Linked DNA regions of Homo sapiens: region 1 is linked to region 2. A link is a contact called in ENCODE Hi-C data. All regions are on one chromosome and are shown on one strand. The core of a region is the stretch at or near the end of the contact, and the rest is flanking DNA. Distances in the headings are between cores, read along the strand shown.

Evidence for each region. A loop is a pair of places that touch in the nucleus more often than their neighbours do. Pooled maps may share reads with other maps.
Region 1: a map with no recorded cell type shows a loop between it and region 2 (4-fold over the local background). The contact joins the promoter of FLJ32255 here to the promoter of CCDC152 in region 2. A Hi-C loop is called at or near these places in 1 of 168 maps with a recorded cell type or tissue (dorsolateral prefrontal cortex), 2 of 37 single-sample maps with no recorded cell type and 3 of 50 pooled maps.

What each region holds. Positions count from the first base shown.
Region 1 is chr5:42,991,773-42,995,138 of GRCh38, reverse strand. FLJ32255 (a long non-coding RNA gene) reads left to right here and starts at 1,806. Exons shown (of 2, transcript NR_104643.1): 1 at 1,806-3,366. It overlaps LOC105374746 (a long non-coding RNA gene), which reads right to left and starts at 2,864. Exons shown (of 3, transcript XR_007058755.1): 1 at 1-2,864. RefSeq lists enhancers at 1,638-1,932, 2,202-2,331, 2,632-2,841, 3,182-3,331.
Region 2 is chr5:42,754,803-42,758,425 of GRCh38, reverse strand. CCDC152 (coiled-coil domain containing 152) reads right to left here and starts at 1,608. Exons shown (of 9, transcript NM_001134848.2): 1 at 1,541-1,608. RefSeq lists enhancers at 552-1,051, 1,052-1,553.

The DNA of each region.
Region 1 (3,366 bases), core at 557-3,056, 240 kb before region 2:
TCTGCACTGCTCTGGACCTCGCTAGCAAGAATCTGGCGGCGCTGAGACTCAGCAAGCGCCGGCACCTAGCGGATAGCGCTGGTATTGCCAAACAAATATCCGTTTAGGCGCCATAACGGTGCTGCTAGAAAGAAACTGCGGATTCTTAGGAGGGGTGCTTCCATCCCGAAACATACTGTCTGGAGGAATGGACCGACTCTGTTTAAATGTGTTGTGACGTTTTAATGTGTTTTAATCCGTTTAATGTGTTTAATCCGTTTAATGTGTTTTAACACGTTTTAATGTGTTGTGACAGGAAAAGAGCCGGCTAACGGTATTACGGAAGTACTAGTTGGCACAGAGGCTCGGTGCAATTACCGTTCTGCACCGTAAAACGGGTTTAGGAAGTTCCTAGGAGATACTAGCGGTGCCAGAACCGAGAAAGTGACGACACAGACAACTTATGGACTCCGCGTACGGGAAACGTTCCGTTGGGCGCTAAGAACGGTGCAGCAACTGAAAAACCGCTCAGTGGGCGCTACTGGCAAAAGCGTTGCTGCAAAACCGCCAGCTCCGCATTAGAAGCAGAGCCGCCAGACAGAACCCGGGACCTGAAACCACCGAAGCGGAGACCGAGCTTGGCTCCCCAGCTCCTGAGAGAATGCAAGTCAAGGAGTACGAAGCTGTGATACTCAAAATTAGTAGAAGAAAAATGAATAACATTTAAATAAGATAAAATTTTAAAATAATAAATTCTAAAATTCAAATAAAAAGGCAAAGCAAACACACTGGAAACTACCGGTAGCATTGTTCTCAGAGCAAAAGACACAAAAAGAGCATTTAAAAATAAGCAAAAATTAGAGAGAACCAACCCTACAAAGCAGAAATTACAAGTATTGCCAAAAGAAGCAATTCTGTGATTAGGATATCCCTGTTAGATCTAAACCGGTACATGTTACACCTAAGTCTACATTTCTTAGGACAAAAACAAAAACAAACAACAACAACAACAAGAAACCAACAAAACCCAGTCATGGTTAAACCTGTTTACGACTAAAAAATCGTAGTAGCTGATATATCCCGACTTGGTCCACAAGAGGAAAAAGTCGCGTTCGGCGGAAATTGCTATCGTCAAACCGAGCTTCGTAAACCAGAAATCGCTTTTGCCGGCATTTCCTGACTTCCATGGGAGTTTAAAAAACACCAACATAGCTAAGGCGGGACTTGATGTTGCGCAGCTAGCCTTGGTGTAAGAGCTCCCAGGCACTGCTAAACTGGTCATCGCTAAACCTAAATGAATCGCATTCGCTGGTACACAGATTTCTACAGGAGTTGAACATCTCCTGCGCAGCTAAAGCAAGCCGTACTAGTAGGAAGCCGGAACTTGCCACGACTTAGAAACTTGAGGCTTTGGGAGGCCAAGGCGGGTGGATCATCTGAGGTCGGGAGTTTGAGACCAGTCTGGCTAATGTGGCAAAACCCCGTCTCTACTAAAAATACAAAAATTAGCCGGGTGTGGTGGCGGGCGCCTATAATCCCAGCTATTTGGGAGGCTGAGGCAGGAGAATCACTTGAACCCGGGAGGTGGAGGTTGCAGTGAGCCGAGATCGCCGAGATGGCGCCACTGCATTCTAGCCTGGACGAAAGAAACTCTGTCTCAAAAAAAAAAAAAAAAAAAAAAAAAAAAAGAAAAAGAAAAAAGAAACTTGAGGCAGGGCTAACTCTGCGTTTGTTATGATTAGGCTACAGGAAACCCGGAGTTGCTGGGAAATGAGTCACAGGGTCACTCAGCCTTTCTGTGGCGAAACATCGACTTCCTACGACCTAGAAATCGCCGCCAGGGCTAGGCTGGTGTTTGTCCTAAGTGGGTACTTGCTTGGGTTGAGAAATCACATTTTGGCTATTCCCCGACTTGAACCAGGGGATAGAAATCGTAGTCACCGGCTGGGCGCAGCGGCTCATGCTGTAATCCTGGCAGTTTGGGAGGCCGAGGCGGGCAGATTATTGAGGTTAGGAGTTCGAGACCAGCCTGGTCAATATGATGAAACACCGCCTCTAGTAAAAATACAAAAATTATCCGGGCGTGGTGGCGAGCGCCTGTAATCCCAGCTACTCAGGAGGCTGAGGCAGTAGAATCCCTTGAACCTGGGGTGCGGAGGTTGCAGTGAGCCAAGATCGCGCCACTGCACTCCAGGCTGGGCGACACGGCGAGACTCTGTCTCAAAACAAAACAAAAGGAAAAGAAGAGAAAAGAAAAAGAAACGCAGGCACCCTGAAATCGAAACTTGTTAGGACCAACAAGCCAACGACAGACGAATCTGCGGGGTCCTGCGACAGACACGCCAGCCCCGCCGCCACAGCACAGGGTTCTGGAGGTCGAGCTGTTCTGCGGGTTCTGCGGCGGCGCTGGGAAGAGACGGCGCCCGGGCAGCTCCCCTGTCACCGGCTTGGAGGAGCGGCGGGCTCCCCTAGCCCAGCGCCGCCGCCGCCGCCCGGGAACGCCAGGCTCACCCCAGCTGGGGAAGCTCCGAATCCCTCAGATCGGCGACCTGAGTGCTGTCGCCCCGAGAAAATGGAGGCATCGAGCAACGAGCTGTGCTGAGACCGAGAGACCTCAGTTCTGCGAAATGTCGGTGCCTGGAGCTTGCGAATGACTGCGGCCGGCGGGTTGTCAAGGACAACATTCCTTATGGCGCAACCAACAGCGCTGTCACCAAGAAACTGGACTCTGAGAAAAAAGAGGGTTTCGGCCACCGAGAAACTCCGTGCCACATGTGCCGTGACAGCAAAACCGCCCGCTCCGCGCCGCTGGTGAAAGAGCTAACGAACGCCAGGTGCTGCGACAGTGACACCGGGACTAGAAGGCCTCGGATGGAGAATGGGACGCCCAGAGCAAGCAGGAAAACGTTTTGTTTGGCTCAACTAGCGCTGTCGCAACCGGAAAACTGTCAGGCCAGTGCTGCTGCGGATGTGAGAAACCGGTGATCCGAAGGCGGAGTGGCGCTGGGCGCTGGACTCGCTGGTGTGAAAATCTGGCTGCTCTAGGACCCGGCAAGCGCGGGCACCAGGCGAACGCCAGCGACTTTGCCAGACAAATGCATGTCTTTTTTGGTCGCCATTCAAAGATGCAGCCGGCAGTCAGCCCCGGCTCTGAGAAACAAGTGGAGGTGTCAGCCATAAACCCTCCGTTCAGGGAAAAGAGAGTCGCTGCGACGGATCGACTGGCCGTTGGGTGGAACTTTCTTTGGTGGCCTAGTGACTAGAAAATAAAAACGAAAACGAAATAAAAAACTGCTACTGACATTACTCCCACGCTCCCTCCTCAAGTCAGTGGCTTCAGGCTTAAGAAAACCTGTATTTTTCTTGGCTGATCCGTGATCCCTAATT
Region 2 (3,623 bases), core at 359-2,858:
AATACAAGTTTGAAATTCAGGGATGTTAGGTTGAGGAAAAAACATGAACCAATGTATGGTGTGTGAAAGCGGTAACTAGTCCAAAGTAAAATGTAAGTAAAATTCCTGATGTAGTTACTCAAAGCAATTTGGGGGCATATTATTGTTTAAAAGGAAGTTAACCAAAACAGATATTGCTTGACAATATGTTATTTCATCAAGATATCTCATTTTCTTCTTTTGAAATATTTTGCATTAGCAATTATTAATGGTTTTTAAATCTCAGATTTTTGGCTGTATATTTTGTTTCTTGAATTATTATCTCGAATTATTATCTTATGTATGACATATGCAAGCACAACTACATATAAAATCCCTTAAATAGTTAAAACTTGATCCTTACAGCAGAAAAATATTTGTTAATAGCCTCCCATGATACAGTAAAATTCCTTTTGGAGTAAAATTAAAAATAATTGCTGTTTGATAGTACTGTTATTCTTTAATAGTGCTACATAGTAATCTGAAGTAGTTAATGGAAACTCCCTCCACCCCCACCTTTTTTTTTTGGTACCTAACCTTTTAAATAAAAAAGGTTTTACTAGGGTTTTGTCTCAGAATCTGGCTCTTGAAATAAATGCATTTAAATTTGAGCTTGATTTTCTCTCAACTCCTTCCCCCAAAGAAGACCCTGTTATTTCCTTGTAAAACCATCACTAATATTCCATTTGCTATCGTTGCATGATATCCCTTTTGCCATAATGGCAGAGCCAGGCAATTCATTTCTAGGTATCTTCATTGCCTGCTCTTCTGATTTCTTAGGTCAAGATCCTTTCAGTGAATATGGTCTTGCCCTGTGAAATTCGGTGTCAAGCTGGTGATTCAGTGCTTGTCAAATTCCTTAGTGAGCCGCAGAGACTGATTTGTGACCTTCAAGGCTCAGCTTCAACCGTCCCCACAGGCAAGTGAAAGTCCCATTTCCTTCTTTGTCTTCTTGCCTGCTGGCTTCAACCATCCCCACAGGAGCGTGACAGTTCCGTTTCCTTTTGGGTCCTCCTGTCTGCTGGCTTGAGTCCCGGGGCTCGTCCTCTCCCCTACCCCACACAGTTGGTCCTTCGCCGCTCGCCTGCCCCACGCTCTGGTCCCTCCTCTTTCCTCCTCACCTCCCCTCAAGAATTCACTCTCAGTCCTGAAGCCTGGGTCCCCTGGCTCCCTCTCCGTCATCCTAGTGTCCTTAGGGACCTAGCAGAAATAAAGGATGGGGGCCGAGGACCCGCGGATGTGAGAGAAGTGCCTGAGACAAAAACCTGTATGGACCCAGAGCACTGTAAGGAGATAAGAAGAAAAGCATCTCTATGGAAAAAGCGGGAGTTTCGAATCGCTTTCTAGCGTCCTTAGCGGCCTAGCAAAAATAAAGGATGGGGGCCGAGGACCCGCGGATGTGAGAGAGGTGTCTGAAAAGAAAAGCCTGTAATGGACCCAGAGCACTGTAATGAAATATGAAGAAAGGAATCTCTATGGAGAAAGCGGGAATTTCGAACCGTCAATAGAATTTGGAGTGTACCTGCTGTTGCTCCTAGTTCCCCACAGTCTCCCTTTCCGCTGCCTCTGGGGCCTGGTACACCCCTGAATGCTGTCCCCTCCTCCGGAAGCCGAATCCCCCAACAATGGGCCCGCCTTTCTCTGGGCCCGCCCTGTGCGCTATGCTGGAGCTCCTACCACCAGCAGTTCTTACCAACTTGGCCCAGCTCCGCTCAGCATCTGCGGCTGCTTAGGTATTTTCATGTGGTTTCCAGAACATGAATCAACACCGGATCAATAATTGTTTCCCCAACCAAAGAATAAATCACATTGGGTGTTCTGAATTGTGAGTCAGCTCCATTGAATAAATAATTATCCATATCTATTTTTGTAACTTATAAAATTGCCTTTTAAAATTCCAGAGCCAGTTAATAGATATGGTTTCCCATCTACAGAGTTATATCTTGGTAGCTTAATGATTAAGGGCGTGGGCTCTTGCGTGGATTCAAACCCCAACTCTTCTCTTTTTCCGTGGGTGATAGTGGGTAAGTTCTTAATTTCATGCACCTAAGCATCTTCATCTGTATAAGAGATTAATTATAATGCCTGCCTCTGCCGGGCGCTGTGGCTCACGCCTGTAATCCCAGCACTTTGGGAGGCCGAGGGGGGTGGATCACCTGAGGTCAGGAGTTGGAGACCAGCCTGGCCAACATGGTGAAACCCCGTCTCTACTAAAAATACAAAAATTAGCCAGGCGTGGTGGCGGGCTCCTGTAATCTTACCTACTTGGGAGGCTGAGGCAGGAGAATTGCTGGAACCCGGGAGGCGGAGGTTGCAGTGAGCGGAGATCGCACCATTGCATTCCAGCCGAGACCCGCAGCAGCAAGACTCAGTCAAAAAAAAAAAAAAGAAGCCTGCCTCTTAGGACGGTTGTGATGATTAAATGAAGTGATGCATTTATAAGGTGCTTAATGGAGATCCTTGCTTAAAGTAAGTGTTCAGAAATGTTAATTATTAGAATTTTTGAATGTTGTTCAGTAATAGTTTGAAAGCGAATCCACTGCCAACTTTGCTCATCTGCTTTTTTTTTTTTTTCTGAGTGGGAGATGGGAGGTTTATTTTTGTTAATGTGATTTTTCGATAGACTCCAAAATTTGGCAAGTGAAAAAATATAAACAGTAATATGATAACCCATACTTTACTAGTTGAAAGGTAGTGTGGCATAATGGCAAGAAAATTAGGTTAAAGTGGAAAATGGGGGTTGTAGTCTTCACTCTGCTGCTCAAATAAGCTTTCCCTAACATTAGTAGCAACACATAGAAATATTGAAAATGACCTGCTGAATTGCGGGTTCTACCCAATTAGCAAATATAAAATGTTCCATGTAACTCATGTCATAATAACTTTTGAAACAAGCCCATTTTAAGACCCTAAATGCTAAAATGCTACCTTCTCCATGAGTCATTCACTGATCGTATCAATCAGTTGTGATCTACCTTTCCTTACTCTATGGAACATGCTAGCTTTCTGTGGCATTTGTTAAGACTGAATTGATGTATTACCTCTTTTGCTGTATTTATTATTGGCTCCTTGGGGGAAGAAACTCTATTTTCTTTATATATATATATATATATATATATATACACACACACACACACACACACACGCGCATGTATGTATGTATGTATGTATGTATGTATTAAGTTCCACCTAGGCCCATCCTAGGCAAATTTCAGGAGTCCTTTGAAAATATGTGGTGACTGGAATGTGTAAGGTGGAGAGGGAGCTCCCTAGATCCCCTGCCTCATCTGTACTTCCAAATCTTCTGGATGTTCCAACATTTGAAATACAGAAGCTTTGACTATCTAATGATTTTGGGATGTAGAGACTAAGAAAGTTGGAATATTATATATATATATATGTATATATGCAAACACACATATATGTATATATATATACACATATATATGTATATGTATATATTTCTCCATAGAGCCTACCATAGAGAAAATAGAAATGAACCAACACATCAGGAATAAGTCAGAAAAGTTTAGCTTAATTTTTCTAGTTTAGAATGGGTTGCAAGTTTATCTTCCAGTTTATAGATGTTAGCATTTTTTTCAAAG